2 separate regions of the Homo sapiens genome follow, and region 2 is linked to region 1. The links are chromatin contacts, found by Hi-C in ENCODE. All regions are on one chromosome and are shown on one strand. The core of a region is the stretch at or near the end of the contact, and the rest is flanking DNA. Distances in the headings are between cores, read along the strand shown.

The links. A loop is a pair of places that touch in the nucleus more often than their neighbours do. Pooled maps may share reads with other maps.
Region 2: a map of CD8-positive, alpha-beta T cell shows a loop between it and region 1 (6-fold over the local background). The contact joins the promoter of CCDC14 here to the promoter of MIX23 in region 1. A Hi-C loop is called at or near these places in 2 of 168 maps with a recorded cell type or tissue (CD8-positive, alpha-beta T cell and naive thymus-derived CD4-positive, alpha-beta T cell) and 4 of 50 pooled maps.

The regions. Positions count from the first base shown.
Region 1 is chr3:122,380,102-122,387,714 of GRCh38, forward strand. MIX23 (mitochondrial matrix import factor 23) reads right to left here and starts at 3,130. Exons shown (of 5, transcript NM_001017928.4): 1 at 3,073-3,130. The coding sequence starts at 3,123. FAM162A (family with sequence similarity 162 member A) reads left to right here and starts at 4,081. Exons shown (of 5, transcript NM_014367.4): 1 at 4,081-4,198. The coding sequence starts at 4,165. RefSeq lists enhancers at 3,892-4,392, 4,216-4,265 and a silencer at 3,976-4,125.
Region 2 is chr3:123,956,908-123,964,520 of GRCh38, forward strand. CCDC14 (coiled-coil domain containing 14) reads right to left here and starts at 4,322. Exons shown (of 13, transcript NM_001366335.1): 1 at 4,237-4,322. The coding sequence starts at 4,266. RefSeq lists a silencer at 4,330-4,640.

The DNA of each region.
Region 1 (7,613 bases), core at 1,880-4,379:
ATTCTACATATTTTTTAGGGTACATAGGGGTGAGGAGTAGGAAAGGGGCCATTATATAACTAAAATACACTGTACTCCAAAGAATGATATGGAACTCCCTTAACCTTTCCTCTCCTCTCCCTTTGCCTGATGGTACCCAGAAGTAATGTCATTGGTACTTGACATCAAAGTCCCTTTTACATGATGCTCTTTTCAGACAGATCTGGTTCCTCAAACTCTATTTTTACATCAAAGCTCCCACGGTGCTTCCCCCAAACCAGAAACACAAACTTGTCTACAACTGCCAGAGTCCTCTAACACCCAGCATCCCCAGGACAGGAATAGAAAGCAGCCCTGTAAGCATAAAAGAAACCATCATTGATGCTAGAAAATAACCTATTTAGTACCTAATTACAATGTGATTCAAAAATCACTTATGTGTCAATGAATATTCCTAATAGAAATACTAATATTTAAACATGCATGTTGAAGTGCTGGGGGGTGGGTATGATGAAAGAGACACGTATGAGGACAATAATAAGAGACATGACAAGAGGCACTTTGGGATTGGATTTTAAAAGGTCTTATATGCCATGTTAAGAAGTTTATATCTAGTCATATGAACCCAAAACTCAAAAGCATAGCTTAGATTATAAAATTCAGAATATAATAGCATATGCCACAGTATTATGGAGATTAGATTGAAGGGGGAATATAGTAGAGAAAAAAAGTGCCAGAAGATAGGAAGGCCTGTTGCAAAGCTAGTTTCAAAAATGATACGGGCCTAAACAAAGCCACTGGCAGTAGTGATGAATCTTCCTAAAGCACCTCTTCGATCATCTCACCCCTCTGCCCAAAAAGGACTCCCTAACTCACACGTGACACACAAGGCTTTCCACAAATCTGGTTGCAATCTTGTGTAATCCCAATGTGCCCCTGTATGAATAATGTGTTCTAGCAATACTGATTTTCTATTTCCTTTAAATACATAAAACTTTTTTGTCTATTATCCTATTGCCTCTGCCTAGAATACCCCTAGTCCCTGCCTGCCTAAGGCCCAACTCTCTAAATTCTTTCAGCATTTTATTCTTTTTTCTTCCCAATATTTTCTACATTTTATAGCCCTACTTAGATTACGTTCCTTGTTTTATACTCCATCCACTGGGTTTCGCAAGTGCCAGGAGACTAGTAGGTATCTGTTACGGGTTGAATTGTGTGTCCCCAAAATTCATGAATCCCTAATCCCCAACATGACTGTATCTGGAGATAGGGCCTTGAGGTATGTAATAAAGGTTAAACAGAGGTCATAAGGGTGGGCCCTAATCCGATAGAACTGATGTCCCTATAAGAAGAGGAAGAGATAGGCTGGGCGCCATGGCTCACGCCTGTAATCCCAGCATTTCGGAAGGCTGAAAGGGGTGCGGATCACCTGAGGTCTGGAGTTTGGAACCAGCCTGGTCAACATGGTGAAACCCCATCTCTACTAAAAATACAAAAATTAACCGGGCACGGTGGTAGGCGCCTATAATCCCAGCTACTCAGGAGGAGAATCGCTTGAACTCGGGAGGTGGAGGTTGGAGTGAGCCAAGATTGTGCCACTGCACTCCAGCCTGGGGGATAGAGCGAGACTCTGTCTCAAAAAAAAAATAAAAAAAAAAAAAAAAAGAAGAGGAGGAAGAGATAGCAGAGATCCTTCTCCTTCCAGGTGCAGGCACAGAGAAGAGATAGTGACATAGAGAAGACATGGTGAGAAAGCAGCCATTTACAAGCCAGGAAGAGAAGCCTTACTATAACTAATTCTGATGGCACTCTTTTTCCCCCCTTAAATCAAACTGTATAGCCTAGAAACTGATGGCAGCTTAATCTTGGACTTCTAGTCTCCAGAACTGTGAAAAAATAAATCTCTATTGTTTAAGCCACCTAGTCTGTGGTATTTTGTTATGGCAGCCCTAGCGGACTAATACAGTATCTAATAAATTCTTGAATGCATGCTAAAATGGGATTCTAGGCACTCGATTTTAAACACTCTTTTCTGGATTTTATTTCAATTTGGAAATAGGATATTTTACAGAAGTACTAAATCTAATTTTTATAATGAAAAAATAAGAGTTGCAAAAATTTTAAACACTTTAGGCCGGGCGTGGTGACTCACGCCTGTAATCCCAACACTTTGGGAGGACGAGGCAAGAGGATTATTTGGTGAGACACTCTCGCTACAAAATTTCTTTTAAAAAATTACCCGGGCGTGGTGACACGTGCCTGTAGTCCTAGCTACAGGGAGGCTGAGGCAGTATTCAAGAATACCACTACCTTCAAACCGTTCAAAGTACAAAGCTTACTACAGATAGGTCAATTTTTCAGTATCTTGGGTTAGTTAATAATGCAATACATATTTAAGATCATGATTTTGGAATTCAACTTTGTAACTAAACAGAAGCACATTTATGACTGAATTGGAACAGATAACTTTAATGGCAACTTGGTCAAAACCAGATCCCTATTCTTGCATTCAGGTGTTAATAATTAGCCCTAGGTCTCTGATATTTGAACATAAAAAGGCAAAACCTCTAAATATTACATCTTCTCTAATGGGCAATGACACTAGAGCAGGTACTATAATTAATCCTCCCTCCAAGCTTCCATACGTCCTGTCCCACAAAAATAGTAAATTGCACCAAGTATGTTTTATCAACTAAATAGCTCTTCTGCACCTTCTTCTCTCCCACAAAAACTCTACTTACAAAAGTAGGAGAGGAATGGCAGAAGCTGGAAACTGAGTTCAGGGAACTGCTACAAGATTGTTACAATCCTTATCCACGCATCCCGAGCTTTACCACAGCAGATTACCCAGAGCTTCCCAGACAAGGCCGGAGAGCCGCGGAGAGAACTATGACCCCCCTCCTCCCTCCTCCTACAGAGCAGCCTCGCTCCCTAAGGCCAAACCCGCGCCCCCCATGACCTCCAATGGCTCGAGAAAAGAGCTTTGAATTGCCCGCTTTTTCCAAAGCTGGTTCATACTCCCTCGCAAAGCAGGGAATAGGGTCTGGGGACAAAAGGAGGCACATGCCTGCCACATGAGGAAAACCCCATCACCTGGAACTCGGCGAACTCCTCACAGTTCACACCGCCACTGGGCGCCGCCATATTGGACAAACACGAGGACCCCGCTGCAGGCCAATCACCGCGGAGCAAAGGTGACCGCGGAGTCGCCTGACAAAAAATATAGTACGAGGGGAATCCTTAGGAAAGCTGAGTGCAAGGCTTGAGTTCAACGTGGTCCGCATCCACCTCGGAACCTGTCACCCTGCTGTCCCAACCCTTTTAACATGTCCTCCTGGAACTGGGCCAGATACATGGATCAAAGATTGTCAGACCTTGAAGGGACTGTTTACTCCAATCCCATCTTTTCACAAAAGGGAAACAATTTCCTTGTGGTTCCCCTACCAGGTCGTTGAAGGAAATCTAGGCAAGTGAGGCCTTTCTAATACCTCTCACTCCAGTGCCTAACCTCCTCCCCGGACCCTGGAGCAGGGGGGTCTTTGTTAAGAATTTGGGACCACTAAGAAACGTCAAGAAAAAACGGCATTTCTGGCAGTGTGGGTGGGTATGAGTAAAGTGTTTAGGATGGAGATGATCAAATGTTTTTAGAAAATAGGTAAATAGAAAACAAATTGAAAACATACATGTTAATTTCTCAGATTAGCCTGAGGGATGCTCCAACAAGAGATAGGGCCACTGAGCAGAGTCCAATTATGTGTTTTCTGATAAAAGCATATGTTCATTGAAAACACTGGAAGAGCGGCATACTGGAATACTGGTTTATCTGGTGTATTTCGGGAGTTTACAGATCACGAAAGTTGCACATTTCCTTTCTATTTCACACAGGTACTCCCATGGGTACATATCCGCTAGGGCAAGGGCCCACGGCGCCACACTCCACAGGACCATCTCCGAGGCTGGCTCAGGATGCGGCGCCAGGGGCACTAGGCTGGCGCCGCGGGTCTCCAGCGCGTGGCGCACGTCCTACACGCCCCGCACTGGCGCAGGCCTGTACACCGCGTCGCGCACGCCCCGCCCCCCGGCGCCGCCTGCGTCCTTCCCACTCCAACGCTGGGTGACATTGAGCTCACCAGCGCCACCGTCCCCGGCGAAGTTCTGCGCTGGTCGGCGGAGTAGCAAGTGGCCATGGGGAGCCTCAGCGGTCTGCGCCTGGCAGCAGGTGAGACGCCGGTCGGGATATGGGAGGTAGGGGAGCTGGCCCGGCCGCTGCGGGTGGGGGAATCCTGAAGCCTTCCTGGGCCCCGGAGTGGCTCCATTCCATGACGCACTTTCTCGGTTCCTCAGAATCCTACCTACTTAGTAGCCATGTGGGAGGGAACTAGGTGAGCAGCTGCTGATAGGCATTGGAGACTGCCCGTGAATTACCCTCATCTCCATCCACCCAGCTCCCACCAACTTAACTGCCCACGCGCCTACCCTTCTCCCCACCCCCGTCCTCAGCCTCCCCTGAGCTCAGTCTGTAAAGCACCTACTATCCCTAGACCTCCCCTTTACCCATGCATTCAGCTTTCCACCCTAACCTCCCCTATCTATTGCTCTCCTTGAGTCTTCCCTCTTCCCCCTGCTCCTTCCTCTCTGGAGTTTATCCCAGAAAACCTCCAGTCTGAAGTTTCCCCACTCATTAAATGTCTGATTAGGCCAAGGATTTAGGTCTTAGAGATTAATAATAATTGTTTTCTTAAAATGGAGGATACATTACTTTTAAACACTTATACAATTAATTGATTCGAATTTCTTGGAGGAAGTGTGTAATTGAAGGATCTGCAGTTTGTTTTGGTGGTAGACATTTGTGTGATGACTATTTTGGACTTAGGTAATGAAAGCTTAATTCTTTTTTTTTGGGAGAACCAGCAGAGCCTTGGCATAGTAGGGGTTGAGAAATCAGAGGGCTTGCATTTTGACTCTTTTCTGGGTACCAGAGATCTTTTGTTCAATGGCACACACTACATTATTAAAAAGTTGTTAATTAAATTTTTAAAGGAAAAATAGCCCCAAACTTGGCTATTCAAATAATATAAATATATATTGTAATGTAAATGAAGTAATGCAAAAAAAAAGAGTGAATGTTGCATAGTTTCACAAGTTTGATACATAACCTTCCCCACCTCAAGATTATCCTTTACACAGCTTATCTAGTGTTCCGGTAGAGAATGGACTGGAAAACATGTCTCAAACTAGAGAGTATTATTATATTTACTTCCTTTAAAAGCAAACACTTCTTCCACTAAAATCCTCAATACTATGATTTCATTGATTTTGTCAGTTTTGTTGAACTAATTCACCTAAAATATCTTCTGTACATCCTATTAACATTATGAAGCTTTTCAACAAGGCAAGTGAAAGGATCATTGCTCTGTAAAAAAGTTAAAATGGACTGCATGAAAAGAACTTTGACATCTTGGAACTACTTTGACATCTTTGAACTAATACTGAGTATATTGTAAGTAGTTCATCTTCTTGCTTTGAGAATATATTTATGCATCTTGCATAAATATATTTTTGCATCTCTGCAAACTTCTGATGTGTAAAAACTTCACTATTGACCACTTAACCAAAGCAGAATTCCTTGAGTGATTTAAGAACAATTTATTTTACTTCAGATATAAAATTTTTAATAGCACACTAAGGATGTTATATGAGCAGCTCTCTCCATATGATCTTCCACGAATGTCTGATGCTTTGTGAGCAACTCCGCAACAACCTACTACCTTTCACCCACTTCATAGCTAAATACTTTCATATACATTATTTTGTTGGATGGATTTCTCATAGCAGCCCTCTCAGGTAAGTCTTATTCCTCCCACACTTTATAAATGAAGAAACATAGGTCAGAGATGACTTGTCCAGGATCTCTTTGCCAAAAAATGTTAGAGCCAGGAGAGGGTACCCTTTAATTCTGGAATTTTTGTGCTTTTTGCTGTTGTTCAAGCTGTTCATTCAGGGGCTGTGCGTGTGTGAATTTGTCATGACTAATTGGATCTCATTAATCTGAAATGGAAGAGTCATGAAATGCAGATTTAGTTCTGAAATGAAAGTACACCTTCATGTGCAAATGGCTTTTCAAGAAAGAAGACTGCTTTAATAAGCAGCCTTAGCCAAAGGAATGAAAGATCAAATAGAAATGTAGGCTCAATGTGGTGGCTCACACCTGCTATCCCAGCACTTTGGGAGGCTGATACTGGAGGATTGCTTGAGACCAGGAGTTTGAGACCAGCCTGGCTAACTTAGCAAGACCCTGTCTCTACAAAAAAAACTTTTAAAAATTAGCTGGGCATGGTGGCTCAAACCCATAGTCTCAGCTACTCAGGAGGCTGAGGCAAGAGGATCACTTGAGCCCAGAAGTTTGAGGCTGCATTGAGCTATAATACGATCATGCTACCACATTCCAATCTGGACAACAGAGTGAGACCCTGTCTAAAAAAAAAAAAAAAAAAGAAAAGAAGCATAATCTAGGCATACCTTACTTATCCAGAATATTTGGAATAAGATTCTCTAGGTAAGTGAAATTTCAGATGATCAAAACTTAACCTTATAAATGATGGACCTTTACTTTTGTTTCTGTTGGAAATCTTTGGTATACTCCCTTAGCAAACAATATAGCAAACATAATGTAGGCTTTTATGAGCTCGAATTTGTTGTTTTGTAGATGTAGTTGTAGATACAGATCAGGGTTGTTAACTTGTGGTACTGGACACCTCCACATTTGAGAGGTCCTGTGAACTTCTCAAATTTTTATGATTGTATACCATTTTTGAGAGAGAGGGTCCATATTTTATATCTGCTACTCAGAGCAGTTCATGCTCTTTAAGTTAAAAAGCACTGATACAGATGATTAGGAACTAAATGGCCATTTACCCACACTACGCTGGGTTTCATAAGGGTAAACACTGGCTCTGTTTTGTTTTTACTCAGTCCTTACCACTTATTGGTGTTCAGTTCATAGTAGACAGGCAATACATATTTTTTGGATGAAGGATGCTAGGAAATATCTTGGAACATGCTGCAAATGTAAGGTGAGTTTTCACACCTGTTTTCTCCTGAAAGAATAAAATAGATATAACTTTTAGGATATTGTATCTTTCCACAGAATGATTATTAGTTCAAAGGAATGGAATGACCTTACAAGAATGTTTCTTATTGAAAGAAAGTTTTGCTCCCCTAAACTCTGTTGACTGGTCAGATTTGAAAATGAATTTGTTACCGTCATTGTTACCAATGTAATGGACTATGGGCTGCCTTCCTTTTAGTTTAACCCACATCTCAGAGCATTAGAGTAGAGAGGTATCTTAGAAGTCAGGTAATTTAGTCCTCTAATTTTTACAGATGAGGAAACTTAAGGGCCAAGAAGGGAATCAGCTTGCCAAGGACCACACAGGTACAGACCTGGGACATAGCCAGTATCCCCTGGCTCCCATTCTGATTTTATTTCTACCACATTCTGCTACCTTATTCTTTTTGTTTGTTCTTGCTAACCAAACCTAAATGAGAACGTACGCATTTTAACTACCCCCACATTTGGCTTTACTTATTGCTCCTTTCCAGGTCTTGCCAAGTATTTATTGAGTACACAATGG
Region 2 (7,613 bases), core at 3,072-5,571, 1.6 Mb after region 1:
GAAACTCTGCATCCATTAAACAATACCTTTCCATCCCCTCTTCTCCCTGACCCTAGCAACTATCATCCTAGTTTCTATGAATTTGACTAGTCTAGAAACTTTATATAACTGAAATAATACAATATTTGTTCTTTTGTGACTGGCTTATTTCACTTAGCATAATGTCTTCAAGCTTCATCTATATTGTAGCATGTGTCAAAATTTTTCTTCCTTTTTGAGGTCAAATATATTCCATTATATGTATGTACCACATTATTCACTGTTTTAATTAATGTGATATATCCTAAAAATACACAATTATAATTTAATTCATATATTAAATTTCTTTTATGTAAAACGTCAAGCAAACTACACATATATTTGTTCCTTAAGTCTATTTAAGGTGAAAAGGAAATTGAGATACTATTTTAAACCAGAAGTAACTACTACACTAAGTTCAGACTATATTAATCCCAAAATATGTTCTATAGTCCCAAATTCTTTGAAACATGCAAGTTAATTCATGATATAGGACAGAGTTCTTAACTCTGGTTCCTTTTATGTACATTCTTTAGAATGCCTGATTAGACCAGGAAGTGAGAACTCTACCCTGTCTCTTTATCTACATCTCACTGTCTTAATTTTTCTTTTTAAATTCATATACCACTGTTGTTTTCTTAAACTTTTTTGTTTTAAAAGTGACAATAATGGACAACCTTTTGTGTAGAAAAACAGGAAAAAATAAGCATTTGCTTTTACATGCATCCAGTATCTTGGGAGTTATGCCAGAAACAGTTAATCATGGTTGCCTCTGGGGAGGGAAACAGAGTATCTGGGGGACAGAGCGAGAAGGGACACTTTCCATGGTATACTATTTTATATCTTAATAATTTTATATCAGATAAATATAATCTTTATTCAAAATAATTTTAAATAGACATGAGAAAGTCCCTGATTCCCCCCCTAGTTCCACCCTCCAGATGTAGTCACTGTTGGCAGTTTTATTTATAATTTCTCTTCACATATTTAATTTCATCTCCAGATAGCTTTGAGCTGTAACTACCAAACTTTCTAAAGTTATACGGCATTCTATTATATGCTTGAATATGTGCTCCATCCTTCTAAGAATGTCACTGAGAATACATTTTTTAAAAACTGGGTTGGTAAGAGTTATACGTCTTGAGATAACTTGGATTATGATGGAGGGTCATGAAGCCAGCAGTGAGAACCAACAATGTAGGAAATAAGACCTTGTATAACATCACACCACTGGTCTCTGCATCACACTCTCAGGGTCCTTCCCTTTGGTATATTTATGTCGATGTCTTGGCTGGAATCATAATAAAAAATCCAAGCCATGACACTATAATACTATACCCTGGATCGAGTCCAAAAACAACTACCACAATTAAAGTACACTGTCTGAGGTATATGTCTGGCATAACTGTAAGATTACATATGGTGTTTCTCCAAAAAATATACACAAGGCTATATTATAGAAAATCTGGTAAAGAAAACTACCCATGATAAAAGCACCTTGAAACAGTAACTGTCATATTGGAACAATTCCTTTCAATTTTTTTTTGTAGTTTCTACTATGAAATAATAGTACAAAGATGCCCTATATATGCTTCACTCAGATTCTGTGAACCTTGACATTTTCCATATTCTCTCTCAATATATATACACAGCAGTACTTTTTGCCTGAACCATTAGAGTTAAGTTTGCAGATACAATACTCCTTTACTCCTAAATGTTTCCTAAAAACAAGGCCATTCTCTAACATAACCACAGTATAATTATCAAAACCAGGAAATTAACATTGATACAGAATTACAATCTAATATTCAGACCTTATTCACATGTTGCCAATTATCCCAATACTGTTCTTTACAAAAAAAAACCCAAAAAACAAAAATCCCTCTGGTTCACGCCCAATCCATGCTCACATTCTGTTTCTATGAGTTTTAACTATTTAGGTACTTTATGTAAGTAAAATCATGCAGTATTTGTCCTTCTGTGACTAGCTTATTTCACTTAGCATAATGTCTTCAAGTTTTGTCTCTGTTGTTGCATATGACAGCTATTTCTTTCTTTTTAAAGGTTGAATAATAGTCCATTGTATGTATATACCATATTTTCTTTATCTGTTCATCTGCAGATAGAATTTGGGTTGTTCCCACATTTGGCTATTGTGAATAGTGCTGCAATGAACACAAGAGTGCAAATATCTCTTCTATATCCTGATTTCAATTCTTTTGGATAAATTCCCAGAAGTAGAATTGCTGGGTGATATAGTTCTATATTTAATTTGGTGAGGAATCTCCATATTGTTTTCCATAGCAGCTATACCATTTTACATTCCCACTGACAGTGTACAAGGGTTCCAATTCTTCCACATCCTTGCCAACACTTGTTTTCATTTTTTTAATGTCATCCTAACAGGGGTTAGGTGATAGCTCATTGTGGTTTTAATTTGCATTTCCTGGATTAGTGATGTTGAGCATCTTTTCATATACCTGCTGGCCATCTGTACATTTTCTTTGGAGAAATGTCTATTCAAATCCTTTTTTCGTTTTTTAACCAGGTTATGTGTTGTTCTGCTTTTGAGTTATAGAAATTCCTTATATGTATTTTGGATATTATTTATCAGATACATGGCTTGGAAATATTTTCTCCCATTCTGTAGATTGCCTTTTCACTCCATTAATCATTTCCTGTGCTGTGCAGAAGCTTTTTAGTTTGATGTGTCCATGCTCTTCTTATATTACCCCTGCTCAGCCCTGGAGTTGGTCATTTCTCCAAGAAGCCATGACTCCTTAGTGGACAGTGGTACGTGGAAACCAAGATCTAGGTACTAGATGTGTTCTTTGCTATTGGGGCCTCCAATCTTTTTTCATATGCATTTTTTACTTAGTCATAATACCTAGATATTTGCAATTTTAAATCCTGTGTTTTCTACTTTTAAATCTTTTTCATATTCATAAATTTTTAATGGTTGTATAATATTTCCTTCAGTGGAAGTAATATAATAATGGTCTTGGTTTGCTTCATATTTTTCACAATTAAAAAAACAAACCTGGAATAAGCCTTTCTATCTACTGAAAACAGCCTTTTTATATTTAGGATTAAAAAGAAAATTATTTGGTGAAAGGTTATTAGCAATTTAATAACCCTTGATACAAACTGCAAAGCTGCTCTCCAAAAGGAGTGTCCTAATCACAATACAGGAGAATCAGTTTGCTTTATTTTACACTTACTTCTACGAGGTTATTATCATTAAACTTTTAATTTTGCTATTTGAGAATCATATAAGCATTTCTTAGTAGTCATATCTCCTACCAACAAGTACAAGATAATACTGCCTTTGTAGAATGACTTACAGTGTGCTAAGGTCTTTCATTTTCACTTAATCCATACCCTGTGAGTTATTATTTGTGAGGTGGGAACCTAAATTTCAGAAAAGTGGTTTGTTCAAAGTCATACATCTACTAGGTAAAATGTTTAAAAGAAGAATGGACTCTGGCATCAGTTTTGTGAGTCTGAATCTTGTTTCCACAGCTGTGTAACTGCCAAGTTATTTGAATCCTCCAGCCCTCGATTTCCTCATATATAAAATAGGGATAATAGTACTTACCTCATAAGGATATCGTGACTATTAAATGAGTTATTCTATGTAATACATAAAAGCACTTACAGTAGCATCTGCCACATAAGTCCTATCTAAATGTTGGCTGCTGTTATCATTAAGATGGTGGCAAACTACGTGTTTTAAAGGGAACTAAATTTTGTTGTATGTCTACAACAACTGTGTGATCGATGTTTTTACCGGGTTCTCTTATTTAACCTTCTCAATTCTTTGAGACAGGATTTTATGCTTATTTCTGCCTATTTTGCAGCTAAGGAATAGGAAGTTCTGAGCAGTAAAAAGTAGTAGACTCTCAATCTGCAGGTGACTGAAGCTAGGAGAGGTTAAGTCACTCGACGCAGCGGCGAAGGCTGGGACTCGAACCCGGGCCTGACCCCAAAGCCGGCGCTCTAGACTAGGGCTACGACGATTTAAACAGAAACATCTAGAGACCGAGCGGCCGTGTTACGACGGGAAGATTAGGTGTTCCCTGCACCTCTGTCCCAGCACTTTAATGTCGCCGCATTGTCTTTGTCTTTTTTCGAGCAGAGTTTTACAAGTTCCTGGCCCGAAAACCCCCCTGTCCCTCTCCATCCCCACAGCGGACTCCTCAGGTCCTCAGCCCTCACCTGGCCCGGTCGAGCTCCAGACCTGACCATCTCTCGCCGCCTCAGAGAAGCCCAGACCGAGGGAAGTGAAGCCTCACGGTAAAAAGAATTAACCGCCGTGGGCTCCCGGACCTTCTTGGCCCGCCCGCCGAGCTTCCGCTTCCGGAAAGGATCCCGCCGAATGCCGCGCTTCATAGTCTCCGACGCGCCTCCACTCCCTTTCTCCTGCTCCAGGCCCAGCGCCTTGGGCGTACGCAATAGACCCCTCCAAGCTTCCCGGCTTGTCACCCACCGGCAGGGGTTGGGAGAAGCCAATAAACGGCGAACGGGGCGGGGCCAAGGCATGGCTGGGGCGGGGCCGGGGCGGAGCCGCCGAGAAAAGAGTTAAGCGGAGGTTCCAGGACTTGCGGTGGGGAAAACGGGGACGAGGACCCGCCAGCGCCAGAGGATGGGACAGGGGTAGGAGGCGAATAGGTTTCAGAAGGAATTGAGCGCGACTTTTTGGGTTTTCGCTCTTTATTTTTAGTTTGGCATCGTGTGCCTTTTGGAAGATTTTGTTCTTGATATTCTATAAAAATAAGACCTCGGGGTTGTTACCTTTGCGTGTGATGGAAATTGCAGAATTATTCCCTGTGGCCACTGATCTCAGAACGGTGTTCATTAGTTGGGATTTTGGGTTTACTTCCATGCGTACTTGTCTCCTCTTATGTTGAGGTAATTACTTTTGATGAAAAATGACACAACATTCTTAGTATTGGCATGTGCACTCATTTTAATGAGGATTTTAGTCATTGGTTTTTAAGGCATTGAGTTTTGGGTTAATGATTTAAATCAAGTTGAAGAGAGATAACTCAGTTTATTCCATTTCAACTGTCACCCAGGCAGGAGTGCAGTGGCGCAATCTCAGCTCACTGCAACCTCTGCCTCCTGGGTTCCAGCGATTCTCCTGCCTCAGCCTCCTGAAGAGCTGGGATTACAGGTGCGTGCCACCACACGCGGCTAATTTTTGTATTTTTAGTAGAGACAGGGTTTCACCCTGTTGGCCAGGCTGGTCTCACACTCCTGACCTCAGGTGATCCGCCCGCCTTGGCCTCCAAAGTGCTGGAATTACAGTGGTGAGCCACCATGCCCGGCCTCATTTCTTTTTAATGGAGAAAAGAGCTACGCTTTAAAAGTCTGTTACAATTAATGTCAAAGCCCAGGAACTAAAATATGTCCACCAAAATATCACACACTTATCCTGAGTGATTTTAGGAAATGAGTATTTCACAGATTTAGTTTTGAATTAGATCAAACTGTGAAAACCTCTCCTTTCCTTCCCCAGCCCTCACATAACTTCATAACTTGCTGACATATTCACCTGAAATTAAGGGGTTTTTTTTAGTTAAGTTGATATTTTTTGAATTCATATTGATTTTTCTTAATACATGTTTATTTTAGAAAATATAGATAAGCAAAAAGGAAAAGACCACCCATAACCCCATTACCCATGAGTTATCACTTTGAACAGCTTGGTGCATTCCCTTCAAGATTTTTTCCACCTACATATATATGTATAAATGTATTACGACAATATGAAATAATAGGTATTACTGTAACATGCGTGTTTTCTCTTAATATCTAATCAACATTGTTTCTCATTAGTCTACAATTATAAAATGGCTGCCTGGTGTTCCATGATTCACTTCCCTAGTGTTGGGAATGTTATGCCCCCACCCCGTTTCATTTTGTTGTTTGCTATTATAAATAATGTTGCAGTGAGCTGAGATCTGCAAATGAACTAGATAGAGAGTGGAGAGCAGAGTATTCTAAAGATGTGGAGACAGCATGATGTTGAGAAAGAGAAACCCAGAGAGTTCCTTGCTGCTGAAGTATAGACAGTGGGGATGGAAATATATGTAGGGCCAGACTATGCAGTCCTCATAGACTACATGATTTGGCTTATTATCCTAAGGCCATTGGGAATACATAAAAGTTCAAGCAGGGGACACAGTGAACTGACTGGGGTTTTACAAAGATCAATGGCTGTAGTGTAGAGCAGGAATCTGAAATCTACAGTCCCTGGCAAAATTCAGTCTGCCATTCTTGGATGTAGCCTGAGAACAGTTTTTACATTTTCAGGTAGTTTTTTTTAAGTCAAAAGAATTATATTGTGTGATGTGAAAAGTTACCTGAAAATCATCTCAGTGTTACAAAGTTTTATTGGAACACAGTCACGCTAATGTGTTTACACATTATCTGTGCTACAACTGCCAAAGTTGAGTATTTGTGATAGAGACCGTCTAGCCGGCCAAGCCTAAGATATTTACTATCTGGGCCTTTACAGAAGAAGTTTGCTGATCACTAGCATAGAGGGTGCTTGGGGGAAAGGCAAGTATGGGTGTGAGCAAGTTCTCTCCTCCTGCATCCATTCTCTGTCCTCCCCTTGGACTGACATCAGTCAGACATGCCCTCCAGCTTCAGGTTCTGTTTAGTCAATAGAAGAGGGAGAGAATGGGATATTCCTGCTCTCTCAGCACCGTTTGGCTGATGCACTGGCCCTCTGCATCATCAGGGGAGCCCCTGGAGCTCCAGTCCTCTCACACTCTAATAAAACATGTCCTTCCCTTTGTCTTTTCAGTCTTAGGGGTGATAATGGTTTGCTAGTCCCTGGGTGCCTCAACTCCCTTGTTGTTTTCCTTGTCCATTATGTAAACCTTTTTCTGTTTGTTTTGTTTTGTTTTTTGAGACAGAGTCTCGCTCTTTCGCCCAGGCCGGACTGCAGTGGTGCTGTGTAGGCTCACTGCAAGCTCCGCCTCCTGGGTTCACGCCATTCTCCTGCCTCAGCCTCCCGAGTAGCTGGGACTACAGGCGCCTGCCACCACGCCCGGCTAATTTTTTGTATTTTTAATAGAGGCGGGGTTTCACCATGTTAGCCAAGATGGTCTCCATCTCCTGACCTCGTGATCCGCCCGCCTCAGCCTCCCAAAGTGCTGGGATTACAGGTGTGAGCCACCGCGCCCGGCCGTAAACCTTTTAATTGTCCTCAAAAATCTAGATTGTCTTCTGTTCCCTGTGAGGACCAGACTGATAGGAAGTCCAGATGAAATATGTTGGTAGCTGGGAGGGGATGAGGGGACCTAAGGGAGGTGGTGGTGAGGGAAGGTGAAGAGGACATATTTGAGAGATGCATAGGAGGTAAAATGGAGAGCACTTGGTGATAAGAGTTGGAAAGTCAGGCAAGGGGAAGGTATTTGTTGACCCTGGTTTCTGGGTTTTGTATCTTGGCAGGTGGTGGGAGAGATCCACATTTAGGAAGGAAGCTTGTGAATTCATTTCTCTCCAACATTTTATTATGAAAAAAATGCAAACCAGGAAAGTCATTTTTGGATTTATTAAATTAGGGAGTACTTTGGAGT